2 separate regions of the Homo sapiens genome follow, and region 2 is linked to region 1. A link is an interaction called in ENCODE POLR2A ChIA-PET data of the cell type or tissue named here. Cell type or tissue: OCI-LY7. All regions are shown on one strand. Each heading gives the region's core, and the rest is flanking DNA. Links, peaks and the distances in the headings are about the cores only. Region 1 overlaps MAST2 (microtubule associated serine/threonine kinase 2). Region 2 overlaps MAST2 (microtubule associated serine/threonine kinase 2).

The links. ChIA-PET counts read pairs that join two places held together with the same protein. Peaks named below come from ENCODE experiments on the same cell type or tissue, not always from the same donor. Only the 100,000 strongest peaks of a DNase experiment are listed, where the experiment ranks them.
Region 2: POLR2A ChIA-PET joins it to region 1 with 6 read pairs; 8 of 35 experiments call an interaction of 5 or more read pairs at or near these places.

What each region holds. Positions count from the first base shown.
Region 1 is chr1:45,857,235-45,872,983 of GRCh38, reverse strand. All of the region lies in intron 3 of MAST2 (microtubule associated serine/threonine kinase 2), which reads right to left. It overlaps LOC105378694 (a long non-coding RNA gene), which reads left to right. Exons shown (of 5, transcript XR_001738038.2): 5 at 5,013-5,100. Among named protein-coding and RNA genes, the nearest start is that of MAST2, 61 kb to the right of the region's middle. RefSeq lists a silencer at 4,953-5,247. In OCI-LY7, for the core only: no CTCF peak of the experiment used is centred there; no DNase peak of the experiment used is centred there; H3K4me3 peaks cover 807 bases; H3K27ac peaks cover 1,554 bases.
Region 2 is chr1:45,806,683-45,822,431 of GRCh38, reverse strand. All of the region lies in intron 1 of MAST2 (microtubule associated serine/threonine kinase 2), which reads right to left. Among named protein-coding and RNA genes, the nearest start is that of MAST2, 11 kb to the right of the region's middle. In OCI-LY7, for the core only: CTCF peaks have their summits at 8,363 and 9,560 (motif pointing left); no DNase peak of the experiment used is centred there.

The DNA.
Region 1 (15,749 bases), core at 6,082-11,081:
TTCTGCCAATGATGATATTTCCCAAAGAACTTTAAGTAATGTTTGACTATATTGAACAAAATAAAAGATATTAAACTATATTCTGAAGTTACAAAGAAAGTTATACATACTAAATCCTAGAGAAATAACCAGTCACTCTCTTTCATTGTCCACAAAGCAAACTTCTAAAGGTATTAAATAAAACATGAAATGGTGCTATTCATGGCCAGGCGTGGTGGCTCACGCCTGTAATCCAAGCACTTTGGGAGGCCGAGGCTGGTGGACCACCTGAGGTCGGGAGTTTGAGACCAGCCTGACCAACATGGAGAAACCCCGTCTCTTCTAAAAATAAGAAAATTAGCAGGGCGTGGTAGCGCATGCCTGTAATCACAGCTACTCAGGAGGCTGAGGCAGGAGAATCTCTTGAACCCAGCAAGTGGAGGTTGCGGTGAGCCGAGATTGCCCCATTGCACTCCAGCCTGGGAAGCAAGAGCAAAACTCCGTCTCAAAAAAAAAAAAAAACCACGAAATGGTGCTATTCCCACAGATGAGGATTCACTGCCTATATGCACTACTCATTATTCACAATGACTAAAGCCATAAAATATTTCCAAAGAAAAGACAAAGGCCAAGTGTCCAAAGGCAGTAACCGCTACCCCCACAAGTAAATATGCAAGCCAGGAGTCACAAGGCTGGTCCTTGTCCTTTATGTCAACAGTCACCAGCGTGGAGATGACTATGGGTCAAAGCTGTCTATGCCTGAGGCAACTCCCTCCCTGGGACTCAGCCTGGCTCATTTGCTATTGAATTCTCACACTATACGTATATTGATCCCTACTGCAGTAGCAGCACTCTTTCCAGAGAAGGAAATTAACAGACTCTAAGAAACATAACCCAATAATCCACTCCATTGGAAGTGGATAGAGAATTGGGTTTTGGAGACAATAACTTTTCAACTAACATTTAAAATCAACGAGGCAAGGTGCTGTGGCTCACGCCTGTAATCCCAACACTTTGGGAGGCCACGGTGGGAGGATCACTTGAGCCCAGAGTTTGAGACCAGCCTAGGTAACATAGTGAGAACTCAAGAAAAACAAACAAATCAATGATGAAAAAAAGGTATTCTCTGCCACTAAAATATTATATGTCTCTTGATATAACTCATAATTAAACCCACATAATGTAACTAACATAAATAACACTGCTTGGGCTTAGGGTAGGAGTGGTGAACATTCTAGGGCCTACTCAGAATCCACTGCTGATGACAATACCATTGTCAAAGGACAAAATTACAACAGATTTAGTTTAAAGATCAAACTGACTTTCAGTTTAAAGATCAAACTGACTTTTGTTTGCAATTCTGTAACATCTCATTCTTAAAAATAGAATGCGTGTTCTGCTGAGCTAAGCAGAGGGGGCTGGCTTTCTAAGCAGAAAATGGGTTAAGAAAGCACAAACAGGGAACAAAAAGCAGATTATTCATTACAAAGTGACTCTCCTTATAGAGTTAAAACAGAACTTTCTTATCATGCTAGCTCAGGTAAACTGGGTCACCTCTGGTTACAGTGAATTTCATGGTTTTGTTGTTGTTTTTTAAACTGGCCTGTTTCAGTTCAGTTTGATTACATGGCCAAATAAGTTTGGGGGAGGTAATAAGAGACATGGAGTGCTTGTAGTGTTCAGGAGGGGGTTAAAGTTTGAATTTGTTCTAACACACCAGTAGAAATAGAAAAAGAAAATAAGAAAAAAAACTCTACCAATATTTTTAAAGGGTAAAAAAAAAAGGGGACAGTAAGGCATAGAGATGTAGGATATGGAATACAAAAAATAATATGGCACAAACAAGTCCAAATATATCATTAATCATAATAAATGTACACAGACAAACTTTTCATTACAAACAGGACTTTTTTTTTTTTTTTTTAAAGAAAACCTACTGTATGCCATTTGCAAGAGATATACCAAAAGCAAACTGATATGAAAAGGCTGAAATAAAGGGATAGTTGGTTTCTGGAAAAACTAACAACAACAAAAAAAATCTTCCATGAATTTTTGTTGTTGTTATTTTAATTTTTTTTGAGACACGGTCTTGCTGTCACCCAGGCTGGAGTACAGGGGCACAATCATGGCTCACGGCAGCATCGACCTCCTAGGCTCAAACGATCCTCCCACTTTAGCTTCCCAAATAGCTGGAACTACAGGTGTGCACCGCCACGCCTGGCTACTTAAATTTTTTTTTTTTTTAATTTGTACAGACATCTCACCATGTTGCCCAAGCTGGTCTCCAGCTCCTGGGCTCAAGTGATTCACCCACCTGGCACTCTCAAAGTGCTGGGATTATAGGCATGAGCCACTGTACTCGGCATTCCACTGATACTTGATAATGAAAAAAAAGAGTCTTAATACCCAATATTAGAAATACAAAGAGAAACAGAAGAACAAATCAGCAAAGGTTTAAAAGAACAAAAATTTTATATATATATATATATAAACAAATTGATCTCAATAAATAACAAAATAAACAAAATGGACAAACTCTTAAAAACATATACCTTACCAAAACTACCTCAAGATGAAAAGTAGGAAACTTACATTATATACATGAGCATTTTAAAAAACTGAATCATACATTATTCCTGAGTTGGGTTTACCAACAAAATGTGAATGTGGTTATACAATAAAAAATTCACAAATGTTATATACCTCAAATAAATTGAGAAAAAATAAAACAATATCAGATGATACAGAAAGGCATGTCAAACAGGTATACAAAGAATCAAAAGCTGGGCGCAGTAGCTCATGCCTGTAATCCCAGCACTTTGGGAGGCCAAGGTGGGCAGATCACCTCAGGTCAGGAATTCGAGACTAGCCTGGCCAACATGGCAAAAGCCTGTCTCTACTAAAACTACAAAAATTAGCCAGGCATGGTGGCAGGAACCTGTGATCCCAACTACTCAGGAGGCTGAGGCTGGAGAATCGCTTGAACCCAGGAGGCGGAGGTTGCAGTGAGCCAAGATTGCACCATTGCACTCCAGCCTGGGTGACAAGAGCAAAACTCTGTCTCAAAAACAAACAAACAAACAAACAAACAAAAGAATCACAGGAACAGAGATCTTCAAGACTTTAGAAAAAGGAAAGGGAGAGAGCTAAAAAAAGGTGGAGGTCTTTACATTGAGAAACAAATGGTGCAAACTCAAATGCTTTAATAAGCCAGTAAGGTAATATACTGTACTTTATCAAATCTGAAAAACTATCAATTGCAAAAGACACTGTTATTTTTTGTAACAGTAAGAAACATTTTTTAAAATGCAAAACAAAAATAAGCCTGGCCAATTAACGTATAACACACCATCAAGAGTAACACCGCTATTTCAAAGCTGTTATAAAGTAAAAAGATGTGAGCCTTAGAATAGATGAAATTCAGTAAATACATAAAGCAGCAGAGGATAAAACAAAAGGGGACTGATAGAGACTATGTTGGTTGATTTTTCTTTAAATCTCCAAAGGTGGCTAAATAAAATATATCTACAGGAAACAGTCACCAGACCACCAATTTGTGATCTAGATTTACACAGAGAACACCAGAATTTAATTCAGAGGTGATCAAGGGATGTAACTGTAAATCACTGTAAGATTTCTGAATCAAACAGTTCCCTCTACAGAATACATGGCATCTACAGGAATGTATTGTTAACACAGACTCCAGATAGCCAAGGAACTCTAAAGATCTGAGGCTGGACTGATTATCCTTGTCTACAAAGATACTGGAGTTACCCATAATGACTATAATATTTGAAAATTAGGTACTCAGGTTTTAACTGCATGGGGATTATCAGAAGGTTGATAGGTAGAAAAGGAGGATAAAACCACTCAGGAATGGGGGGAATGTCAGAAAAAAATGACTATGAAAAAAACAAACAAAGGTACAAGACTGGTGTAGCTGCAACATAGAATAGGAATACATGAGTCAGGGCAAAGAAGAGGGACAAGAGTGAGATAAATTCCTTAACCTTCAAAGCCATCTAATTTACTGACTTGATGAAAATATCTTAGTGGTACTAAAAACTGAAGAGTACAAACTGAAATGTTTCTTTTATCAAGCTTCCCACAGAAAAGAACAAGGAAATGTAGAACAACAGAAGCAAATAATTAGGTTACATTTTTATCCATGTCATCAGCCTTTTTAAAATGAAATTTCAAGAAGAAATTGAATGTTTGAAATCTACCTGGTTCTTGAAGATTTTGTTTTTAAAGACTAAAAATTAGCTGAATCACATTTTGTAAGATGACCATAATTTATGACAGTCATAATTTGCAAAATAAAAAAAGTCCCAAGGCTTTCTCAATAATAATGCTTCCCAGTATGCATTATGTTGTCATATATCCTCCAAAATAATTAAGTACCCGTAAACAATGACACTCTAAGTACTCTCGTTTTTGAACAGCAAAGGCAAAAAGCAAGCAGGGGGTTGGGGGGGGTGCATAAAAATACTATACAATTTAGTTTTTGCCTGAAGGCAATAATTTTATCAGCACAACAAATATTTTCAATTCAGAACCTGGGAAATTGCACTGTCTATACAATGAAGACAGATTACTATATGTGCCTTATGGGCAAATAATGTGGAAATTATGGCACTAAGAGAGTTGATAACAAAAATTTGCTTATGGTGGCTAGTCCCTGACCTTTCAAAGTTAAAATCATCCCCCATAAAGTTGATTGGGAAACAGGGCAAGTATAAAAGCACCTCCTTCAATTCACAAGGAACTTCAATCTCAAATGTCTCTCCATGTGTAGATGCTTCAAAAGTAGATGTAAGATGAAAGCCAATTTTTACCACAAAAAAGACCCAACTTGAACAGCTTTTCAAGCAAAACAGTGTCAATTCCTACACCGACAGAGGCTCCTCCAGTGTAAAGAAAAGATGCTCACACATAATCTCCCAGATGTCCTTTTACCATTAAGATGTAGGGATGTTGTAGTGTGTGACTGTGCAGACTGAAACTGCTACAGTTCTTTTTCTAACACATAGGAAGCAAGCTTGAGAATGAGGCCAAAACACAGAGGAAGGCAAAAGAGCAATGAAGCTGAGCAAATACACCAGACTACCCAACTCTGAAACCCATCCAACCTCTGGACTTCATTGTTGTGAGTCAATACATTTACCTAACATTTAAACCACTCAGAGTCAAAATTTCTGTTACTTGTAGTTCAGAGTACCCTAACCTATACATCTAGCCTGGCCATACACCTACTTGTCTGTCCTTGAGGAAGCTACTGAGCTTCACGTATCTGTAAAAATGGCCAATAAGAAAGTCCTCCACATCGTCCACTGCTATCACCCCTCCAATCTGTTATTATTTCTTGCTTTTTTTGACCACAACAGTCTCATAATTGGTCTTTTTGCTGCAGCCCTTGCCTCCACTGTCTACTCTCAATATACCAGTGGAGTACAGAAATGAAATGAAATTTGGCTGTGGTTATATGACTAGAACATGGCAGAACTGTAATTTGAACAAAATAGACAAGGTCTTTGCTGTCACGGAACTTCTAAATGCCCTATTTACTATTCTGCTACCTCCCCAAGAAACTCTGCGGAAAAACCTGGAGGTATCAAAGTAGGCTGTGTCTTAGCTGATCTTCTGGAAAAGTTTTAGGAAATCTATTTCACCAGAAAGCAATTAGCGAAGCCAAATATTTATTTGGATTTTCACCTTCAAATCTGAGGTTACCCAGTAGATTACCTGTACCACCAGGCACACTTTACCTTTGTGTGTTTATTTATATAAATCTATTAATAAAACTTACCTTTAAATCTTTATATTATAATGTAACTATTTAAAACAAATAATCTAAACTGCTGCTTTTCAAGCGTTAGCTCTGTTTTGGAATGTTCCAAAGCAATCTTCTGGAGAATGAACCTTAAAGTTTATTTTTTAAAAATAGGCAAAATAGGCTGGGTGCGGTGGCTCACATCTGCAATCCCAGCAATTGGGAGGCCGAGGCGGGTGGATCACCTGAGGTCAGGAGTTTGAGACCCGGCTGGCCAACATGGTGAAACACCGTCTCTACTAAAAATACAAAAAATTAGCCAGGTGTGGTGGCACATGCCTGTAATGCCCCAGCTACTCGACTCCGGAGGCAGAGGCAGGAGAATCACTTGAACCTGGGAGGCAGAGGTTGCAATGAGCCAAGATCACGCCACTGCACCTCCAGCCTGGGTGACAGAGTGAGACTCCATCTCAAAAAAAAAAAAGTAGACAAAATAAATAGGGGAAAAATTTTTTATAAGTATAAGGCTGTAGGAAAAGATCTTCCAGTGCTATGTAATCTGGCAGTTTAGAACTCCTGCTAGATAGAAACAAAGACTCGAGAGGAAGGGCATCAGTAAACAAGGTAGCAAATACTAGAGACTGACTCAGGCATCAGGGAGAAAATGAATGATTTAACACAAAACAGAAAATATTTCCCATTCAACAAATAGGATTCCCTTTCTGAATCCTAGCAACTAAAGAGAAATAAAGATATAAATAAGCAGTGCAACTAAATGGGCTTACAGAGCCAGCCATTTTTAATTAGCAGCTGCTTGAACATACATCACTACTTATGAGAGGTCATCTGAGTACAGTACTAAATAAATACTACTCAAAATAACCCCAAGAAATCAAGGGACAAATCTCATCGAATCAACTGTGCTAACAGGAGAAATTAGTATAAGGCGCTGGAGTTTATGTTATTGACTTTTAAAGCCCAGGTCATACTGGTCAACTGCTAAAGATTCAGTGGGTTCTCCCTACGGGCTCTGAATGTTTACAGCACCATCAATAAGAAGTACATATAATAACTAGAAACAATACAATTTGTTTAAATTTATATTTTAAGTTTACTAATCCTATACATTTTCTACCTGAGAACTTTAAAGAAACTAAAATAATGTTAATTCATGATAATTTTAAAATCCTTAGGTATTTTGTACAAAAAAAGTGCTTTATAAATAATGTCAAATAAACAAAATGAAAACAACAGAAATAGCTACATTTCATGACTAAACCATCACAGGTTGATTGATTAGCTCAGTGATTTACACTAGAATCTTCATTATGTCAATTCTCAAAAACATTTAGTGATAGACTAGAAGCTGGCTTGCTCTTTGCTAACAAGACTAAGATGAGATAATCTACAAAGCATGAAAAAAATAATCATCAAATTTGGCATGTATTCTTTTAGTGCTAAGGATATTCATTAAAACTCAGTTGAAGGTTGCCTATCAGTCTATTTTCATTCACTGTTATATCTTACATACCTCTTCATCTAACAAACTACCTATGATTTAAGAAGGAAAAGATGGTAGGTAGGTAGGTAGGTAGACAGACAGACGGATGGATGGACAGACAACACAGACAGACAATAGATAAGTGGATGGAATGTGTATATGCCAAGTGATAATTTAGAAAAGTTCTTAAAACTATGCATAGAATCAAGCATATACTACCATACATGTGACTTAATGGTGGGCAGATCAGGCATGGTGGTCAGGAACAGAATATGTTCACCGTAAACAATCTGTCAGCAGTAATGTCTAATGTTCTAAATTAGGCTTGTATCCCATACAGGTCTGATTTAGTTGCTCTACTCACTAAATACAGTGTAAATAAGCCCAAGCAGCATTTTTCTATCAAAATAGCAAGATTTTAGATAAGTTCTCTAATTATAACTATACATCAAAGAATAAAGAGGAACTTAGCTGCACTCCACTCTGCCTCCTACCTCAAATGAATTAAATACATTATAACAATCTGTTCAGTACATTTACAAGAGACATTAAAAGGAAGGAGATCAGTGAAAAAGGTTTTCTTTTACTCACCTGTAACCCTCTCCTTCTCAGAATACTGGAATCATCCATAATAGATATCAGACAAAAAAAAGCCACTCCCCAGACAGTCAACTACTAGTGCCTACTTACTGCTGGATAAAGAGGCAAACAATCCTTTCAGCACACCACTAACCCACTGTTCCACTAAACCAGTTATCCCTCTGTCCAGCGTAAGTATACAATCACTGCCTCATATCAGAATCACGTCTTTCTTCACAGAAGTATAGATACATCTCATCTGAAGCACTGCCAAATAGCGGAAAGACTTCATATTTGTTTTCATTTTCCATGCATACCCCTTTGGTTGAAATTATTTGAAGTACTAAGAAAAGAACAAAAGGTTCCGGGGGAAAAATTCCAATCTTTGATATCCTGACTTTGCTGCTTATTAAAAAGGTTTAGCAAACAAAACAAGAGTCTCCACCTACAGCTACTAAGCTTATAAAATCCATGTCACGTTTTCCTTTCCAGAAACAAAACCACTCCACATACGTTTTTAAAAAGATGACAATTCTTCAGAAATACAAAGAAAAACATACGATTCTGATGCCTGTATTTTAGACTCAAAATGATATAAAACCAGTTATTGTTTTGACTAAGTCGGCAAAATTCCTTTCATCCTTTGTACAGACAAAGCAAATGTCAGATTCTTTCGATACTGTCAGGGGCTCTTTTGTTTCTTTATCGCTAGACTCACTGGTCTTCACTTCTTGGACAGTAACGAAAGCCTCTTTCTTCAGGAGCTAGATCATTGCTAAGGTCGGTTTCCCTGCTCTTTTATGTGCAGGAGGGGGCTAGTCCACGTGTTGTGAGTTCTGAGCATGGACAAATTCATTCAGCTGTTTATCACTTACAGTGCTGTCACAGGAAACGCTCCCCATTCCCCCAGACTTCTAAAAGGGCACAGCATGAAAAAGTCTCATTTTATCCAAGCTTTAATGATCTCAAGAATTGTTTCTTTGGTTACTGGCTGCCATTTTTAAAGTAGAACTTCAGCCAAGTTTAAAGATGCTTCTGTTTCTTAATTCATGGCTCAAAATACATAATCTTTTAGATTTTAAGAGTGAAAGATTGTTCTCATGATATGATTCTGTTCCTTACACACTCCATAAGCAACGTTTAAACTTTCCAACTTTATGGTAATTGTCAGAATCTTAGTAAACACAAAGGAAAGTTGCTGATCTTTCTAACAAGTCACACACACAAAATTGTTAGTGAAGGCAGCATTATATTTTTAGGAAGTGAGTTTAACACATTAAATTCAATCATTTTTTCCAAACTATAAGACATGCTACAATAATTACTCTCCTACAAAATTCAGGAGACACGAATCCAAATTCCCTAATTTGACAGATAAAGGTATGTATAAAGCACACAATCAGCCAGTTATACTACCTAAGGTGTAAATATAGCAATAGCTAAAGGCCAGATTCAGTCTGCACCCAAAAAGGAAGAAAAGCAGTCCCTCCTATAATTATGACAGCTGCAACCAACAGTCTAGGGCTTGAAGGAAAGTCTATTTACAAGATCATTTTCTGGTCTTTTTACAACTGATTATAGTCATAAGAAATTGCCACACTGCTGAAAATAGCACAAAAAACAGGATCCATGTCCCTTTCATTCAGCAGAAATCTTCTAATCCTTAGCATAACCAGTGTGGTCTTTCATTGTGAGAGCTAATAAATCCACATTTCCACGGATTCCTTCTCCCATCTGCTGCTTTGAATAACTAACGGCTGGATTATGTCTATGGGGAAAACAAACACAAGACCTGAACAGACAGCTGATTTGCATAGGGTATGCTGTACACTGTATGAGTGTCTGCAAAGTCATAGGCCTTTAAAGTCATAGAACTCCTCTATCAAAATAGGTTTAACTAGCTAAAACATATGTATCAGCAGAGAGGAAGTAGGAGTGGCTTCTAATTTATTCAACCCGGTAATCAGTAAAAATATAAAAAAGATGCATTCTGAGAAGCTATTCAGACAAAAGATTCAAAATTCAAACTCTTTATTCATTTACTAATTCAAGAACCATTTATTTTGCCAACCACTGAGATAGGGATGAGGAAAGATTACCAAAATCAACATTAACCATAAACTAATAATCCTATTCTAGAAGAGCTAAAATCCAATGGGGAAGCCAAATACAAACAAGTAATTATGACACATGAGAAGTGTGCTAAAAGGTATGACAAAGTGCTATGGGAGTGTCAAAGAAGGCTCAATTCATTATAGTGGAAAGCCTACAAAAAGGCTTCAAGTGGAAGTGCCATTTGGTCACTAAAACTAACGTTATGGGATTATCAACCTTTCACCAAGACAGGTTTCCTTTCCCAAAACGTTGTACACAGCTTAAAAATCTTCAACCTGGCCAGGTGCAGTGGCTCACCCAGCACTTTGGGAGGCCGAGGCAAGTGGATCATCTGAGGTCAGGAGTTCGAGACCAGCCTGGCCAACAAGGCAAAACCGTGTTTCTACTAAAAATACAAAAATTAGCCAGGCATGATGGCAGGCAGCTGTAATCCCAACTACTTGGGAGGCTGAGGCAGAAAAATCATTCAAACCCAAGAGGCAGAGGTTGCAGAGCTGAGATCGTGCCACTGCACTCCAGCCACTCAAGGTTAAAAAAAAAAAAAAAAAATCTTCAGTCCTCACTATCTAAAAAATTAAGTAAAAAACGTCTCCCCTTGGCATTCAAGACACGCCATATCATGGAAACAACAGATTTTATCTTCAGTAGTACCTTATTGTAACTTAACCTTCCAATTGGAAAGAACAAGGCACAGTTTCCTGAACATACCCCATCTTTCCCCACCTCAAATCCTTTGTGGATAAACAAGAATACAACCATCTACCTTATAAGGTTGTTGAAAGGAATCATTTATGAAACATGTATGAATGATTCACAACTTTTTTCAGTATCTCTCACAGAGTAGTGTGTAACCTGCTCAAAATTTCCTGCCACAACCTGGTTTCCTTAAAGCCTGTTTGGTTCTCAAAATTTATGCAAATTTTGCATTCTTCTCTGTAAGATAATAAACCTTTATTTGTTTATGTTACAGTAATATTTGTAGTAACTGATTAAACTGTAGGAAACAGAAGAAGAGTAACCAGAGAGGTGGAAGGAAATCAAGACTGCAAATGCTATTAAAGAAGCCAAGAAAAGATAGTCAGGGACTGCTGAACAAATGCTGCCTGGAGGCCCATCATTAAAGAATGTCATCCAATTTAACTGACTTGAAGTCAACTGGTACCCTTTGTAGGAACAATTTCAGGAGTGGAGGAGTGGTAGGAGCAAAAGCCCAACTCCAGTGGGTAGGAGATGAGGAAATAAAGACAGTGAATCTAGACAACTCTTCCAGCTTGCATTTAACTCTCCATACTCTCTGCAGCCAAAGTTCTCAAAAAAAAAGTTATTCTTGAAAAGGAAGGGAGGGGATTGAGAGCATAAACAGTGATAGAAGGAATATTTCTTCCACCACAAAAGATGAAAAGGAAGGAAGGGGATTGAGAGCATAAACAGTGATAGAAGGAATATTTCTTCCACCACAACAGATGAAAAGGAAAAAGCAGGTACAGGTAACAAAATATTTGTAACTTTAGTGGTAAAGAAGCTAAAGAAGCTTCCACATTATAGCTATTTTCTCCATGAAATAAAAAGGAAATCAGCAGAGCAAGGAAATTCCAAATTTGAGATGAGTAAAAAAAAAAAAAAATTGAGAGATAATACAGAGAACAAGAAAATACGCTGAACAAAAAGTAGAATTGGTAAGCAGCGTTAAGGACTGACCTACATCATTCATCATCATTTTACAGTCCCACCAATCTGCTCCGTTGTGTGGCTTTCTTCAGTAGACTACAGTAATGCAAAGGCAAAGTTTTACTAAACAGCTTTACCAGATAAATTGACCAAAAATGGGGCAAACAATTTATGACATGGAATAGAGAGAGTAACAATGGAATCTAAGCTAAAAGAGGAGGAAAGTAAAGACGAAAAGACAGGAAGAAAAGATTTAATAGAGGTGCTGGTAAGTCTGAGAACTGGTATACTTTAAGAATAATTAAATGGGGAAGCTAAAAAAATTATCAGGTTGTAGTGAGGAGGTTACCTAGAGTTACGATTTTAGTGAAGGAACATTTCAGAGGTATGACAAGGCAGAGAGCTAAGTGGACTAGAAATGATAATGAGGTCAACAACTATGCCAGGATATTATTGGATGGATTCATCTACATGGTTGCTGAAAATAACAAAGATAATAGCAGGAGTTGAGAGGAGTAGTAAGATTTTTTTTTTTGGAGACGGAGTTTCGCTCTTGTCGCCCAGGCTGCAGTGCAATGGCATGATCTCGGCTCACTACAACCTCTGCCTCCCAGGTTCAAGTGATTCTCCTGCCTCAGCCTCCTGAGTAGCTGGGATTACAGGCACCCGCCACTACGCTTGGCTAATTTTTGTATTTTTAGTAGAGATGGGGTTTCACCATGTTGGCCAGGCTGGTCTCAAACTTCTGACCTCAGGTGATCCGCCTGCCTTGGCCTCCCAAAGTGCTGGGATTACAGGCATCAGCCACTGCGCCCGGCCAAGAGTAGTAAGATGTATACTGGATTATAGAATCTAACATGAAACAGGAAGAATAATTAAGTTGGTAAACAGCAGCCAGGAAGGGAAGGACTGCCAAGAAAAATTACCCTAATGGGTCATATATGTATTGATTCTTGCTTCACATAAATTTTTTTTTTTTTTTTTTGAGACAGATTCTCACTCTGTCACCCAGGCTGGAGTGCAGTGGCATGATCTTGGCTCACTCCAACCTCTGTCTCCCAGGTTCAAGTGATTCTCCTGCCTCAGCCTCCCGAGTAGCTGGGATTACAGGTGCCCGCCACCACTCCTGGCTAATTTGTGTGTGTGTGTGTGTGTGTGTGTGTGTGTATTTTTAGTAGAGACAGGGGTTTACCATGTTGGCCACGCTTGTCACAAACTCCTGGCCTCAAGTAATCTGCCCATCTCAGCATCCCGCCACCTCAGGATTGCAGGCATGAGCCACCCCGCCCAGCCCAGATAAATTTTTATCAATGTGGATATGCTAATTTACCTCAAATCCCCTATTTTACAACTGGAGAAATTAAGACCCAGGAAGGAGACGTAACCTGCTCAGAAACAGTGTAGTAGAAACTTGAACCCATGCTTCCGACTAGAACATTCAGCTTTATTCAGCTTCAACTAAAAAGAACAGAAAGAGCAGGGTTTCTTGTCCAAGAACAGATGAATAAAACATTTTCATCATCTTCTCTACTATGTTATTAGTATTGAGAGGACTATCAGCCAATGACTAGATAAAAAGTCAAACACCTTGCAGAAATAAAAGTAAATACATAAATTCTCAGAATAGGCTGCATCTAAACATTTCCTCAACATAAATTATCCTTTTATTTATCAGTAAGTGAATAAAATATAACTAACCCCATGTGGAAAGCTATAAGGTTCTTTACATGGTAAGCAAGCCAAGATAAGCACAATGAAAAAATTAACTTTAGGCCTCCCTGATCAGCTCATCTTGATTTTCTCCCTCTCATGTTGTGTCTGGCCACAACAAATTATGAGTACTTCTCTTGCACGCACCACTTTGTTTCACTGCTTCATGCCTTGGCACATGTTCCCACCTACTGGAGAGGTTCCCTACTTCAGCTCTTACCTAGTAAACTCCTATTCATTCTTCAAAACCCAGCTCAAGGGCCAGGCGTGGTGGCTCATGCCTGTAATCCCAGCACTTTGGGAAGCAAAGGCTGGCGGATCACTTGAGGCCAGGAGTTTGAGACTAGCCTGGCCAACATGGTGAAACCACATCTCTATTAAAAATACAACAATTAGCTGGGTGTGATGGCACTTTTTGTGCCTGTAGTCCCAGCTACTCATCAGGCTGAGACAGCTGAATCACTTGAACCCAGGAGGCGGAGGTTGCAGTGAGCCGAGATACCAATGACTTTCTTCACAGAATTGGAAAAAACTACCTTAAAGTTCATATGGAACCAAAAAAGGGCCCGCATTGCCAAGACAATCCTAAGCCAAAAGAACAAAGCTGGAGGCATTATGCTACCTGACTTCAAACTATACTACAAGGCTACAGTAACCAAAACAGCATGGTACTGGTACCAAAACAGAGATATAGACCAATGGAACAGAACAGAGCCCTCAGAAATAATACCACACATCTACAACCATCTGATCTTTGACAAACATGACAAAAACAATGGGGAAAGGATTCCCTATTTAATAAATGGTGCTGGGAAAACTGGCTAGCCATATGTAGAAAGCTGAAACTGGATCCCTTCCTTACACCTTATACAAAAATTAATTCAAGATGGATTAAAGACTTAAATGTTAGACCTAAAACCATAAAAACCCTAGAAGAAAACCTAGGCAATACCATTCAGGACATAGGCATGGGCAAGGACTTCATGTCTAAAACACCAAAAGCAATGGCAACAAAACCCAAAATTGACAAATGGGATCTTATTAAACTAAAGAGCTTCTGCACAGCAAAAGAAACTACCATCAGAGTGAACAGGCAACCTACAGAATGGGGGAAAATTTTTGCAATCTACTCATCTGACGAAGGGCTAATATCCAGAATCTACAAAGAACTCAAACAAATTTACAAGAAAAAAACAAACAACCCCATCACAAAGTGGGCAAAGGATATGAACAGACACTTCTCAAAAGAAGACATTTATGCAGCCAACAGACACATGAAAAAATGCTCATCATCACTGGCCATCAGAGAAATGCAAATCAAAACCACAATGAGATACCATCTCATTTCAGTTAGAATGGCAATCATTAAAAAGTCAGGAAACAACAGGTGCTGGAGAGGATATGGAGAAATAGGAACACTTTTACACTGTTGGTGGGACTGTAAACTAGTTCAACCATTGTGGAAGACAGTGTGGCAATTCCTCAAGGATGCAGAACTAGAAATACCATTTGACCCAGTAATCCCATTACTGGGTATATACCCAAAGGATTATAAATCATGCTGCTATAAAGACACATACACACGTATGTTTATTGCGGCACTATTCACAATAGCAAAGACTTGGAACCAACCCAAATGTCCATCAATGATAGACTGAATTAAGAAAACGTGGCACATATACACCATGGAATACTATGCAGCCATAAAAAAGGATATGTTCATGTCCTTTGTAGGGACATGGATGAAGCTGGAAACCATCATCCTTAGCAAACTATCGCAAGGACAAAAAAAAAAAAAAAAAAAAAAACACCGCATGTTCTCACTCATAGGTAGGAAATGAACAATGAGAACACTTGGACACAGGAAGGGGAACATCACACACTGGGGCCTGTCATGGAGTCGGGGGAGGGGAGAGGGATAGCATTAGGAGATATACCTAATGTAAATGACAAGTTAATGGGTGCAGCACACCAACATGGCACATGTATACATATGTAACAAACCTGCACATTGTGCACATGTACCCTAGAACTTAAAGTATAAAAATAAGAACTAACTTTAGTTACAAAATCCAAGTCCTGCAGCAGTCTCAGAGACTCATCAGGCCCATCACAGTGGTGCCCCATCCAGCACAAAGTACAGAACCTGGAAACTTTACAGTCTGTGGTAGCTTCTCAACAAAGGATTCTTTTTCATTTGTTGCTTAAACAGAGAGTCAATCAATCAAGTAAAATTCCTTCCAAATAGAAAGGCCTTTTTATAGAGGACAAATATGCTCCTCAGGGTAAAAGGACAATGACTTTCCTGCTATTCCATAGGGATAATATTTTATCATTTACATAGGCTTATGATTAAGATTCCTCATTCCAATATCCTAGAAATCACTCTTTTCAAAGTAGTCTTCCTTTCATTGATTTACAAAT
Region 2 (15,749 bases), core at 6,454-11,453, 51 kb after region 1:
AGAGGAGAAAAGAAAGAGAGGATCACACCCCTTCTTACTGCAAGTCTCTTCGAGTCAAAACCTGGCAAAGGAAAGGAAATATAAATTAAATATGAAATTTGAACTTTTAAGCTAGGATTTTTAACTTTTACTGAAGTACATTACTCATTTTAGAAAAGTACACATACCTAAGCATAGAACTCAATGAATTTTCACAAATTGAACAGACCCACTAAGCAGCATCAAGATTAAAACACTGAAAATAGCCAGGCACGGTGGCTCATGCCTGTAATCCCAGAACTTTGGGAGGCTGAGGTGGGTGGATCATTTGAGGTCAGGAGTTCAAGACCAGCCTGGCCAACATGGCAAAACCCCATCTCTACTAAAAATACAAAAATTAGCTGGGCGTGATGGCACGTGCCTGTAATCCCAGCTACTTGGGAGGCTGAGGCACAGGAATCGCGTGAACCTGGGAGGTGGAGGTTGCAGTGAGCAGAAATCACACCACTGCACTCCAGGCTGGGTGACAGAGCAACACTCTGTCACCAAAAAAAAAAAAAAAAAAAAGGTGAAGGTGAAACAATATATGAATATGGGAATTCTAGAAGAGAAGGGGGCAGTAAGAACATGTGAAGAGGCCGGGCACCATGGCTCACGCCTGTAATCCCAGCACTTTGAGAGGCCAAGGCGGGCAGATCATGAGGTTAGGAGTTTGAGACCAGCCTGGCCAACATGGTGAAACCCCGTCTCTAATAAAAATACAAAAATCAGCTGGCGTGGTGGTGCATGCCTGTAGTTCCAGCTACTCGGGAGGCTGAGGCACAGTTATGACTTGAACCCAAGAGGCAGAGGTTGCAGCGAGCCAAGATCCTGCCCTGCACTTCAGCCTGGGTAACAGAACGAGACTCTGTCTCAAAAAAAAAAAAAAAAAAAAAAAGAAGAAATAACATACCAAAACTTCCCAAATGTGATGACAGATACAAATCTACACATCCAAGAAGCTCCGTGACTTCTAAGCAGGTTAAATTCAAAAAGGTTCATATGGAGACACATGATAACCAAACTGTCAAAGCCAATGGCAAAGAAATAATATTCAAAGCAGCAAGAGAAAAGCAACTTGTCAAATACAGGAGATCCTGAATCAGACGAACAGCTCATATCTCATCAGAACTGTGGAGTCCAGAAGTGAGTAGGATGACATACGGAATTCTATCTTGAGCATAACTGTCCTTCAAAAATGAGGAAAAAATAAAGGCTGGGTGCAGTGGCTCACACCTGTAATCCCAACACTCTGGGAGGCCAAGGTAGGGAGATTGCTTGAGCCCAGGAGTTTGAGATCAGCCTGGGCAACATGGCGAAACTCTGTCTCTGCAAAACACATAAAAGTTAGCTGGGCATGGTGACATGTACCTGTGGTCCCAGCTACTCAGGAGGATGAGGCAAGAAAATTGCTTGAGCCCAGGAGGTCAACACTGCAGTGAGCCAAGATTGCACCACTACACTCCAGCCCGGGAAACAGAGCAAGACTCTGACTCAAAAAAAAAAAAAAAAAAAAAAAAGAGAAAGAAAGAGAAATTGAAATCGAGGCATTTTCAGATTAAGAAAAAAAAAAAAAAAAGCAGACAGAGTCCATCACCACTACATATGTTCTACATCAAATCCTAAAAGGCATCTTCAAGTTGAAATGAAAGGACACTAAACAGAAACTTAAGGCCATCTGAAAAAATGAAGATCCAAAAAATAAAAAATAAAGATCCCCAGCAAAGGTAACCATATGGACAAATATCACAGCCAGTATTATTCTATTTTTGTTTTTCAGCTCCACCTTTTTTCCCTATATGACTTAAAAGACAAAAGCATTAAAAAATTATAAATCTATGATATTTAGCACACAATGAATAAAGATGTAATCTGCCACAAAAACAACTTATCAAGGAAATGGAGCTATACAGGAATAAAGTTTTTGTATACTACAGAAGTTAAACTGGTACCATTTCAAACTAGACTGTTATAAATTTAGTATGTTACATGTAATCCCCATAGCAACCAAAAAAAAATTCTAAAAAACACACACAAAAGGAAGTGAGAAAAGATCCCCTTGATCCAGTTTTGCTTTGGTTGCCTCTGCATGTGGGGTATTTATTGCTCAAGAAATTTTTGCCCAAACCAATGTCCTAGCAAGTTTCCCCAAAGTTTTCTTTTAGTAGTTTCAGAGTTTGCAGTTTAAGATTTAAATCTTTAATACATTTTTGATTTTTGTATATGGGAAGAGATAGGGATCTAGTTTCACTCTTCTGCATGTAGATATCTGCATATAGATTTCCAGTTTTCCGAGAACCATTTATTGTACAGACTGTCCTTTTACCAAAGTATGTTCTTGGCACCTCTGTCAAAAACCAGTTCACTGTAAATGTATGGATTTATTAATGGGTTCTCTATTCCGTTCTATTGGTCTCTGTTTGTTTTTATGTCAGTACCATGTTGTTTTGGTTACCATAGCTTTCTAGTATCATTTCAAGTCAGGTAATGTCATTTCTCCAGTTTTCTTCTTTATGTTGAAGATAGCTTTGGCTATTCTGAGTCCTCTGTGGTTCCACGTAAATTTTAGAATTGTTTTTTCTATTTTTGTGGAGAATGTCATTGGTATTTTGAATATGGATTGTATTGAATCTGTAGATTGCTTTGGGTACTATGGACATTTTAATAGTGATTTTTCCAATCCATGAACATGAAATATCTTTTCATTTTTTTAATGTCCTCTTCAATTTCTTGCATCAGTGTTTAATAGTTTTCATTAGAGAGATCTTTCATCTCTTTGGTTAATCCCTAGGTATTTTATTTGCAGCTACTGTAAATGGGGTTACTTTTTTGATTTTTTCAGATTGTTCACTGTTGGCATACAGAAACACTACTGATCTCTGTGTGTTGACTTTGGATCCTGCAACTTTACTAAATTTATCAGTTCTAATAGTTTTTTGGTGAAGTCTTTAAGCTTTTGCCAAATATAAGATCAAATCATCTGCAAACAAGGATAATTTGACTTCTTTTCCAATTTGGATACCCTTTATTTCTTTTTCTTGTCTAATTACCATAGTTAAGACTTCCAGTACTACTAGGTTGGTACAAACGTAATTGCGGTGGTTTGCATGATTAGAATTTGTCATCTGATATTGGAATACATTCTTTTTTTTTTTTTTTTTGAGACAGACTTTGCTCTTGTTGCCCAGTCTGGAGTGCAATGGCATGATCTCGGCTCACTGCAACCTCTGCCTCCTGGGTTCAAGCGATTCTCCTGCCTCAGCCTCCCAAGTAGCTGGGATTACAGGTGTGTGCCACCATGCCTGGCTAAGTTTGTATTTTTAGTAGAGACAAGGTTTCACCATGTTGGTCAGGCTGGTCTCGAACTCCTGAACTCTGGTGATCCACCCACCTCAGCCTCCCAAAGTGCTGGGATTACAGGCATGAGCCACTATGCCCGGTCTTGGAATACATTCTTAAATAAATGTCATTATATTATACATCATTTTAATGTTCATTTTTTATGTTTTTTGGCTAGAGACTTATTTACTTGCTGTTTATGTTTTAGACTATGGGAATGAAGTTAGATAAAAAGCAAATATGAGCAATTTTTGAATAAGTTCAAAATGGGTCGTAAAGCAAAGGAGACAACTCACAACATCAACAATGCATTTGGAGAGGAACTGCTAACAACTGTACAGTGCAGTGGTGGTTCAAAAAGTTTTGCAAAGGAGGCAAGCCTTGAAGGTGAGGAGTGTAGTGGCCGACCATCGGAAGTTCACAACGACCAATTGTGAGCAATCATCTCTTAGAACTACACAAGAAGTTGCCGAAGAACTCAACATCGACCATCCTACAGTCATTCAGCATTTGAAGCAAATCGAAAAGGTGAAAAAGCTCGTTAAGTGGGTGCCTCATGAGCTGAGTGAAAATCAAATAATCATCATTTTGAAGTGTCATCTTCTCTTATTCTACAGAACAATGAACCACTTCTCGATCACACTGTGACATGCAAGGAAAAGTGGACTTTATATGACAACCTGTGACAACCAGCTCAGTGGCTGGACTGAGAAGAAGCTCCAAAGCACTTCCCAAAGCCAAACTTGCATCAAATAAAGGTCACGGTCACTGTTTGGTGGTCTGCTGTCAGTCTGATCCACTACAGCTTTCTGAACCCCAGTGAAAGCATAACATCTGAGAAGTATGCTCAGCAATCTTAATGAGATGCACCAAAAACTGCAACGCCTGACACCAGCATTGGTCAACAAAAAGGACCCAATTCTCCACAACAACACCCAACTGCACATCACACAACCAAGCTTCAACAAGTGAACGAATTGGGCTATGAAGTTTTCCCTCCCGCCATATTCACCTAACCTCTCACCAACCAACTACCACTTCTTCAAGCATCTCGACAACGTTTTGCAGAGAAAACATTTCCATGACCAGCAGGATGCAGAACATTCTTTCCAAGAGTTCGTCAAATCCCAAAGCATGGATTTTTACACAACAAGAACAAACATTTCTCATTGGCGAAAATGTGTTGATTGTAATGGTTCCTATTTTGATTAATAAAGATGTGTTTGAGCCTAGTTATAATGATTTAAAATTCACAGTCCAAAACCACAATTACTTTTGCAACAACCTAATACCATACTATGTCTGGAAAAGTTGTTGTAGTTATTATTCTTGATCAATTCATCTTTTCATGATATGAGTCGTTTATACACCATAATTATTGTTATTAATATAGTATTCTGTGTTTTTCTGTGTACTTACTATTACCAGTCAGTTTTGTACCTTCAGATGATTTCTTATTGCTCATTAACATCCTTTTCTTTCAGATTGAAGAACTCCCTTTAGCATTTGTGTGGGACAGGTCTGGTGTTGATGAAATTACTCGACTTCTCTGTCTTATGAAGTCGTTATTTCTCCTTCATGTTTGAAGAATATTTTCACCAGATATACTATTCTAGGGTAGAAGTTTTTTCCTTCAGCACTTTAAATATGTCATGCCTCTCTCTCTTGGCCTGTAAGGGGTTTCCACTGAAAAGTCTGGTCCCAGACATATTGAAGCTCCATTGTATGTTATTTGTGTTTTTTCTCTTACTGCTTTTAGGATCCTTCATCTTTTACCTTTAGAAGTTTGATTATTAAATGCCTTGAGATAGTCTTCTTTGGGCTAAATCTGCTTGGCATTCTAGAACCTTATACTTGAATATAGAAATCTTTCTCTAAGTTTGGGAAGTTCTCTGTTGTTATTCATTTCGATAAACTTTCTACCCCTATCTCTCTACCTCCTCTTTAAGGCCAAAACGCTTAGATTTGCCTTTTGGAGGCTATTTTCTAGATCTTGTAGGCATGCTTTTTATTCCTTTTTATCTTTTTCTTCTTTTGTCTCCTCTGGCTGTGTATTTTCAAATAGCCTGTCTTCGAGCTCACTAATTCTTTCTTCTGGGGCCAGGCACTGTGGCTCACGCCTGTAATCCCAACACTTTGGGAAGCCGAGGCAGGTGGATCACGAGGTCAGGAGATCGAGACCATCCTGGTTGACACGGTGAAACCCCGTCTCTACTAAAAAACAAAAAAATTAGCCAGGTGTGGTGGCACACACCTGTAATCCCAGCTACTTGGGAGGCTGAGCCAGGAGAATCGCTTGAACCTGGGAGGCAGAGGTTGCAGGGAGCCATTACGCCACTGCACTACAGCCTGGGCAACAGAGCGAGACTCCATCTCAAAAAATAAATAAATAAATAAATTCTTTCTTCTGCTTAATCAGTTCTGCTATTAAAGGACTCTGATGCATTCCTTAGTATATCAACTGCATTTTTCAACTCCAAAATTTCAGCTTGGTTCTTTTTAATTATTTCCATTTCTTTGCTGAAGTTACCTTAGGGGATTCTGATTTCCTTATCTGTGTTATCCTGTATTTCTCTGAATTTCCTCAAAATGGGTATTTTGAATTCTCTGTCTGAAAGGTCATGTATCTCTATCTCTCCAGGATTGGTCCCTGGTGCCTTACGTAGTTTGTTTGGTGATGTCATGTTTTCCTGAATGGTCTTAACGCTTGTGGGTATTTGTCAGTGTCTGGGCATTGAAGAGTTAAATATACATTGTAGCCTTTGCGATCTGGGCTTGTTTGCATCTGTTATTCTTGGGAAGACTTTCCAGGTATTTGAAGGGACTTGGGTCTCTCTCTCTCTCTCTCTCTCTTTCTCTCTCTCTCTCCCCCCCACCCCCAATACCAAGCTGCCTTTCTTGGGGTTGCCAGAGACTACCTCTGCCACAGGCTGCAGAAAAGCTTTTCCAGATCTCCTATCTGTGCTTGGGAAAAAGGCCTTTACTTGCATTCAAAATTGTTATAACTCAAAACTCTGTGTGTCTACAAGGAAAAAGAGGAGGCTATGGTTCCAGGCTGTCTATAACCAAAATAAATGGATTTCTGTATGGTTCTAAGCTAAGGACTACATTGGGGTTTGAGTCCTGTGGCAGGGACTAGTTAGATGTTGATCAAGCATGATTCACCTTCCTCCTAGGCACAGGCCACATGACATTTCCCAGCCCTCCAGTAGTTAGGCATGGCCCTGAAACTGAGTTCTGGCAATGGAATATGAGTGGAAGTGATTAATCCATTTCTAGGATTGGCCCATCCTCCACTTTCCTCAGCTGAACTTGGAAGCCATGTGTAGAAAATGGAAGCACCTCAATCAAGGGGTCCTTGTGAATCAGTTACAGCAAGTAATGTTCTTTAATATAAAAGACCAAAGACTGAGCTAGTCACAAAGTATCACTTTCTCTTACTGGTTAAAGGTAGAACTTAAATGTTCCTGGGTCATTTAAACAAAAATCACCTTGGTAACACCCCTATGAAATAACTTAAGGACTTTAAAAAAAAACTATTAACAACTATTTCTAAATCCTCTGCTTTTCAAAACATTCCTGAAAGCCTAACAGATAGAAAGTCTGACCAGTCACGGTGGCTCACACCTGTAATCCCAGCACTTAGGGAGGCTGAGGAGGGTGGATCACCTGAGGTCAGGAGTTCAAGACTAGCCTGCCCAACATGGTGAAACCCCATCTCTACTAAAAACATAAAAATTAGCTGGGTGTGATGGCATGTGCCTGTAGTCCTAGCTACTCAGGAGGCTGAGACAGGAGAATCACTTGAACCTGGGAGGCAGAGGTTGCAGTGAACCGAGATCACGCCATTGCACTCCAGACTGGGAGACAGTTTCAAAAAAAAAAAAAAAGAAGATCTGACAAAACTATATTACTTCTGCTTTGCTGAAATAACGGCAAAGAAACGATGTAGCTTATTAATCTCCAACAAATTAATGGTTAAAGGATATATGCATCTACTACTCAGGTTCACTCTTAAGGAACCTACACTCAAGCTGGTACAACTAAGATGGTATCACCTAATTTTAACACATGGTTCCCTTGGGCTGAATTTTTCTTAATTACATTCTAAAACCTAGGGAGACTATTCTATCTTCTAAGCCAGTTACTTAATAAAAAAATCCATAAAAGTTTCCCTGAAGGGGAAAATGCACAAATTAAAGTCTCCTTTCAAGCTGAATAAAATAAAAGAACAGTTTAATAACACCAACAAATCAAAGGTCAAGATAGCTTTTTCTTTTTATTTTTGAGATAGAGTTTCGCTCTTGTCGCCCAGGCTGGAGTGCAATGGCGTGATCTTGGCTCACTGCAACCTCCAACTCCCGGGTTCAAGCAATTCTCCTGCCTCAGCCTCCCAAGTAGCTGGAACTATAGGCGTGCGCCACCACGCTGGGCTAATTTTTGTATTTTTAGTAGTGACGGGGTTTTGCCATGTTTGCCAGGCTGGTCTCAAACTCCTGACCTCAGGTGATACACCCGCCTTGGTGTATGTGTTTACATTATACAAAATATTTTCTTTCATTATCCTTATTATATAAGCTTTCTTCTATTAAAAAAATTTTCTTTTTTTACTTTTTAAACTGTTTTGTTAGAAAGTAAGATACAAACATACGCACTAGCCTAGGCCTACACAGGGTCGAGATCATCAATATCACTGTCTTCCACCTCCACATCTTGTTCCATGGGAAGGTATTCAGGGGCAATAATGGAGCAATAATGGAGGTGACATGGAGCTGTCATCTCCTATGGTAACAATGCCTTCCCTGGAATTACACTGAAGGACTTGTCTGAGGCTGTTTTACAGTTAACTTTTTTTTTTAATAAGTAGGGGTACACTCTAAAATAACAGTAGAAAGTATAGTATGGTAAATACATAAGCAAGTAACATAGTTGTATATTATCATCATTAGGTATTATGTGCTGTGCATGCACTAACTCTATGTGCTGTACCTTTATACCACAGCAGTGCAGTAGGTTTTACACAGGCATTACCATGAACATGTAATGTGTTGCACTACAATGTTGTAATAGCTAGATGTCACTAGGCAATAGAAATTTTTCAACTCTGTTATAATCTTATGGGAAGCCAGGCATAATAGTTCATGCTTATAATCCCAACATTTTGGAAGGCCAAGGCAGAAGGATTGCTTGAGGCCAAGAGCTCAAGACCAGCCTGGGCAACATAGCAAGACTTCATCTCTATTTAAAAAAAAATTTTAATAAAAAAATTATAATCTGGCCAGGCGCAGTGGTTCATGCCTATAATCCCAGTACTTTGGGAGGCCGAGGTGGGCGGCTCACCTGACGTCAGAAGTTCGAGACCAGCCTGGCCAACATGGTGAAACACTGTCTCTACTAAAAATATAAAAATTAGCCAGGTGTGGTGGCAGAAGCCTGTAATCCCAGCTACTCGGGAGGCTGAGGCAGAAGAATTGTTTGAATCCGGAAGGCAGAGGTTGCAGTGAGCCAAGATCGTGCCACTGCACTCCAGACTGGGGGACAAGAGCAAAACTTCGTCTCAAAAAAAAAAAAAAAAAAATTGGCCAGGCGTGGTGGCGGCTGCCTGTAATCCTAGTTACTTGGGAGGCTGAGGCAGGAGAATTGCTTGAACCCAGGAGGCAGAGGTTCCAGTGAGCTGAGATCGCACCACTGCACTCCAGCCTGAGCAACAGAGCAAGACTCGGTCTCAAAAAAAAAATGATAATAATAATAATAATCTTATGGGACCCCCATCTTGTATGTCATCCATCATTGACTAAAACATAATTATGCGGAACATGACTGTATGCAGAGAAAAAGAAAATGAATAGTTCCATCTATACTGAACATGTATAGATATTTTTTTCTTGTCACTATTCCCTAAGTAATAGAGTGTAACAGTTATTTACATAGCATTTACATTGTATTATATATTATAAATAATCTGGAGATGATTTAAAGTACATGGGAGGATATACATAGGTTACATGCAAATACTATGCCATTTTATAGATAGAACTTGAGCATACCAGAGTTTGGTATCTGCAGGGGGTCATGTACTCAATCCCCGAGAGATATTGAGGGACAACTGTAGCAGCAAACAGACCTGAGGGGCTGAATGTGGAATACAGGTAAGGTTAAGAAAAAAATCAAACACAACCTCCAGTTTTGTTCTGGTAAATGAGTAGTGCCATCTATTGACATGAGGCAGACTGGGGAAGAAGCAGACTAGAAAGTGAAAATCAAGACTTCATTTTTGGACATGTTAAGTTTGAGAGGTCTCTGAGCTATCCAAATGAAAATGTTACACGGACTATTAAAAATAGGAGTAGGGCCAGGCACAGTGGCCGATGCTTGTAATCCCAGCACTTTGGGAGGCCGAGGTGGACGGATCACCTGAGGTCGAGAGTTTGAGACAGCCTGACCAACATGGAGAAACCTAGTCTCTACTAAAAATACAAAATTACCCAGGCGTGGTGGCACATGCCTGTAATCCCAGCTACTGGGAGGCTGAGGCAGGAGAATCACTTGAACCTGGGAGGCGGAGGTTGCAGTGAGCCAAGATGGTACCACTGTACTCCAGCCCGGGCAACAGTGCGAGACTCCGTCTAAAAAAAAAAAAAAAAAAAAAGGCTTACAGATTGATCTTTAGGCCAAGAGACATCCAGAACAATGATGGGAAAACTCTGTAATCACATGTGTCCTACCCTCATCAGGGAACATTTGCCAACCTGCTTCAAGCCACCATAGACTCTCTGCTCCCAGTACTTTTGATGAAACTAAATATTTCAAAGTTAACACCTTTTTAGGAGCTAGCCCTTACCCATACCCTGGATAAGAGGGAAAGGAGGTCAAATAAACTTTTGCACTGAAAACTCGGAAGATTTCTCAAATGCTCATGTCTCAAACAGCATGTCCTGCATCCTATCCTCCACACAGTTGCCAGAGTAATCCAACTAAAACACAAATAAGAATATACTGCTCCTGTGCCGCGCGCGGTGGCTCACACCTGTAATTCCAGCATTTTGGGAGGCCAAGGCGGGCAGATCACCTGAGGTCAGGAGGTCCAGACCAGCCTGGCCAACATGGTGAAACCCCATCTTTACTAAAAATACAAAAATTAGGCCAGGCGCAGTGGCTCACGCCTGTAATCCTAGCACTTTGGGAGGCCGAGACAGGCGGATCACGAGGTCAGGAGATCAAGACCATCCTGGCTAACACAGTGAAACCCCGTCTCTACTAAAAATACAAAAAAATTAGCTGGGCGTGGTGGCGGGCGCCTGTAGTCCCAGCTATTCGGGAGGCTGAGGCAGGAGAACGGCGGGAACCCGGGAGGCAGAGCTTGCAGTGAGCCAAGATCAGGCCACTGCACTCCAGCCTGGGTGACAAAGTGAGACTCTGTGTCAAAAAAAAAAAAAAGCCGGGTGCGGTGGCTCACGCCTATAATCCCAGCACTTTGGGAGGCCAAGGAGGGCAGATCACGAGGTCAGGAGATCGAGACCATCCTGACTAACATAGTGAAACCCCGTCTCTACTAAAAATACAAAAAAATTAGCCGAGCGTGGTGGTGGGCGCCTGTAGTCCCAGCTACTCCAGAGGCTGAGGCAAGAGAATGGCGCGAACCCGGGAGGCGGAGCTTGCAGTGAGCCGAGATCGCGCCACTGCACTCGAGTCTGGGCGACAGAGCGTGACTCCGTCTCAAAAAAAAAAAAAAAAAATACAAAAATACAAAAATTAGCTGGGCGTGGTGGCATCCCAGGTACTCGAGAGGCTGAGGCAGGAGAATTGCTTGAACCCCACAGGGGGAGGCTGCAGTGAGCCGAGATCGTGCCATCGCACTCCAGCCTGGGAGACAAGAGCGAGACTTCGTCTCAAAAAAAAAAAAAAAAAGAAATATACTGCTCTCGGCTAGGCACGGTGGCCCACGCCTGTAATCCCAACACTTTGAGAGGCCGAGCCAGGTGGATCACTTGAGGTCGGGAGTTTGAGACCAGCCTGACCAACATGGAAAAACTCCGTCTCTACTAAAATACAAAATTAGCCAGGCATGGTGGCCAATGCCTGTAATCCCAGCTACTTGGGAGGCTGAGGCAGGAGAATAGCTTGAACCTGGGAGGTGGAAGTTGCGGTGAGCTGAGATCGTGCCACTGCACTCCAGCCTGGGCCACAGAGCAAGACTGCCTCAAAAAAAAAAAAAAAGAATATACTGCTCCCCTACTTATTATCCTTTTTTTTTTTTTTTTTTTGAGATGGAGTCTCGCTCTGTCGCCCAGGATGGAGTACCGTGGCGCGATCTTGGCTCACCGCAACCTCCACCTCCCGGGTTCAAGCAATTCTCCTGCCTCAGCCTCCCAAGTAGCTGGGATTACAGGCGCCCACCAAGACGCCTGGCTATTTTTGTATTTTTAGTAGAGATGGGGTTTCATCATGTTGGCCAGGCTGGTCTCAAACTCCTAACCTTAGGTGATCCACCCACCTTGGTCTCCCAAAGTGCTGGGATTACAGGCGTGAGCCACCACACCCAGCCAATTATCCTTTTATATCACACTAAAGACCCTCAACAATCAAGGCTTCTTTAATCTCTAACCTAGCATTTACACCTTCAACGTAAAGCTCTGGGTCTGGCAATAACAAACCGATTATAGTTCCCTATATATATTACGCAGCTTCCCTTCTGTGTGCTTTCTGCCCTATGCTTTTCCCAATGTACTAACCCTGTAATGCAGAGGAAAGAGGTTCTGATTTCCATTAAAATAATTTTTTAAAATTTCTGTCACACTGAGGGTATTTTAGGAACTAAAGTTGAACTCATCTTCTGCCATCCTCAAAAATATTCTATTTCCTTTGTCTACTCCTATCATATAACCATTATTACTCAAATTACCAAAATTCAAAATATTTGAATCATTCTCCATTCATTCATTCAATAAATAATGACTGAGCACCTATTGTGAGCAAAGCCTTTAGCTCTGCATTGTTAGACAAAATGATGACATAGTTCTTACCTTCAATAACATGCAACTTAAAAGCAAAAATGAAATACAAATGAACACAGAAAGTTGAAAGTGCTAAAACACTGATTCATCCTTTCATTCAGCAAATATTTATTCAGCATCTACTTTATATGACCAGGAATGGATCAAACAATATGTTACAGAAACAAAATGAGATAAGACTACTTATTAAGCACCTACTTATTATGTGCTTTCCAGTCATTTTTGCATTTGATCTCTTGGAACCTAAGCTTTCACTTTTAAACCACAGAATTTTGAGAACTGGAATTTCAGGACATTCACAGATTTCCTGAAGCCCAATTAAGGATCCTCCTAGGATCCCATGTGGAAAAACAACTTTGCAGAAGAGTTTCTTTTTGGGTGTGTGGTTTTGTTTTTGTTTTTTGTTTGTTTGTTTTTTGCTTTCTTTACGAGACACGGTCTCATTCTGTCACCCAGACTGGAGTGCAGTGGTACAACCTTGGCTCACTGCAGCCTCAACTTCCAGGGGTCCCACCTCAGCCTCCCAAGTAGCTGGGCCCACAGGCGCGCACCACCAACCCCGACTAATTTTTGTATTTTTTGTAGAGATGGGGTTTCACCATGTTGCTCAGTCTGGTCTCAAACTCCTGAGCTCAAGCAACCCGCCTGCTCAACCTCCCAAAGTGCTGGGATTACAAGTATGAGCCACCACACCTGGCCTCACAGAAGTTTCTGTGGCATTTGAGTTAGGCCTGGAAAACTGAGTAGAATTTTAATATGCGGAAGCAGAGAATAAAGAGCTTCTCAAACTGATGACTAATTAAAGTATATCAAAGTGCCTAACAATAAACAATTACTTACTGAATGTCTATTACATACCAGTTAAAATACTAGAGGCTGAAGATACCATGATGATTAAGACAGCCTCAGAGGAATTCATTTGACTGACTTACAATCAATTAGGACATTGAGCAAATATCTATGTTTCTAATAAATACACAAATAACTATGTTTCAAGTACTATACTAAGCCCTAGGTATACAGAAGTAAATGGAACAGTCTGACTCTCAAAGAACTTACTAATGAGAGAAACAAGATAATTTTAATATTGTATGCCATGATCGAGAAAAGCAGACGGTCCTAAGGAACCAAGAGAAGTGGCAACTAACTGACTCTTCTAACAAAAAGTGCTAAGTATCAAGTAGATCTTGAATGCCAAGGTCTTCAGGCTTAATTCTATGGGTAATAAGAAGCTAATGAAGGTATATGAATAAGGAGAAATGAAATGAACATTTAACGAGTATTTATAAAGCACTTACCATTAGCCAGGGAGGCAATGAGTTCCAATCTTTTGTTAATAGAACGTGAAATATATTAGAGGTTAAGAGACTGAAGACTGAGTAAATACAGTTAAGATACTGCAACAACCAAGACTAAAGTTTATAAATATGAAATTAAGGTAGTGACAATGGGAATAATGGTTTGAAAGATTTCATGAAGGCAGAATCGAGAGAACCTAATGCCAGACTGGCTAAGGGAGTCAAAGGAGAAGAAGTAAAAGACTACAGATGTGGGCCAGGCACGGTGGCTCACGCCTGTAATCCTAATACTTTGGGAGGCCAAGGCGGGTGGATTGCCTGAGCTCAGGAGTTCGAGACCAGCCTGGGCAACACAGTGAAACCCCATCTCTACTAAATACAAAAAATTAGCCAGGCATGCGCTACTCAGGAGGCTGAGACAGGAGAAACGCTTGAACCTGGGAGGCAGAGGTTACAATAAGCCGAGATCGCGCCACTGCACTCCAGCCTGGGCGACAGAGCAAGACTCCATCTCAAAATAAAACAAACAAAAAAAGCCATGGATATAATTTCATGTTGGATGACAAAAAGGAAAGATACAGAGAGAAGCACATTTCAACACAGAAATTATTCTATTTTCATGATACAGTAAACCACTGACCTTCTGGAGATCCAAGTCCTACATCCTGATTAGAACGTATTCTTAAATACTAGTATAATAAAAACTGTAACAAGCACTGTTCCATGTCATGAGAAAGGGAAAAAAAAGTTACGTGTGAGATGTAGATGCTTGCTGATCAGCTGGGCTCTTACTACCCAAATAAATAGAATTCAACCAGTCTCGACACATACAATGAAAATTTTGGCCTTTTTAAAATCATAAATTATTACAAATTATGAACTTTCAAGGTCACTATCAAATTATAAAACTCACAAATGTTAGGCCGGGCACAGTGGCTCACACCTGTAATCCCAGCACTTTGGGAGGCCGAGGTGGGTGGATCACCTGAGGTCAGGAGTTCGAGATCAGCCTGGCCAACATGGTGAAACCCCGTCTCTACTAAAAATACAAAAATTAGCCAGGCGTGGTGGCGGACGCCTGCAATCCCAGCTACTGGGGAGGCTGAAGCTGGAGAATCACTTGAGCCTGGGAGGCGAAGGTTGCAGTGAGCTGAGGTCCCACCACTGCACTCCAGCCTGGGCAACAAAGTGAGACCCTGTCTCAAAAAAAAAAAAAAATCACAAATGTTAAGAACACAAATGATGAGTCTACGGTGGAAATGTTAAGCACAAAAATGGAAATGTAGAGCTAAGGAAAGAGGTCACACCTAAAGAGACTCAGCTCACTTTACAAGGATGTTCTGTGACACAATGCCATAAATAAAGAGGACTGCAGACCCTTGTTCTACATCCTCAACATCTACAAACAGAATGAGCCTGCTAAATAGAGCACAATAAAGGATCAAGCTAAGGACAGAGGACATGTCCTCAAGGAACATTTCAGGAACAGGAAGAGAAAACACAAGACAAAGACACACAAGAGAGCAGTTAGAGAAGCAGTAACAGAATGGATATTATAATATTAAAAAAGAAAAAAATGTCAACAAGGAACACACAGTCAACAGTGACAAATAGTTCACAGAGGTCAGACAAGATGAGGAAAAGACTATCAGATTTAGTAATTTAAAGGTTCCCAGGACTTTTACATATTTCTCTCTGTAACTATTTCACAATGAAAACTTTTCACAAGTAGCCATGAATTATATTTCAATTTGAAAAACAAACTGGGCACTCATGCCCATAATCCCAGCACTTTGGGAGGTCAAGGTGGGAGAATCACTTGAGCCCAGGAGTTCGAGGCTAGCCTGAGCAACATGGTAAGATACCACCTCTACAAAAAATAAAAAATTAGGCCGTGGTAGTTCACGCCTGTAATCCCAGCACTTTGGGAGGCCAAGGCGGGCAGATCATCTGAGGTTAGGAGCTCGTGACTAGCCTGGCCAACATGGTGAAACCCCATCTCCACTAAAAATAGAGAATTAGCCAGGCATGGTGGTGCATGCCTGTAATCCCAGCTACTCGGGAGGCTGAGGCAAGAGAA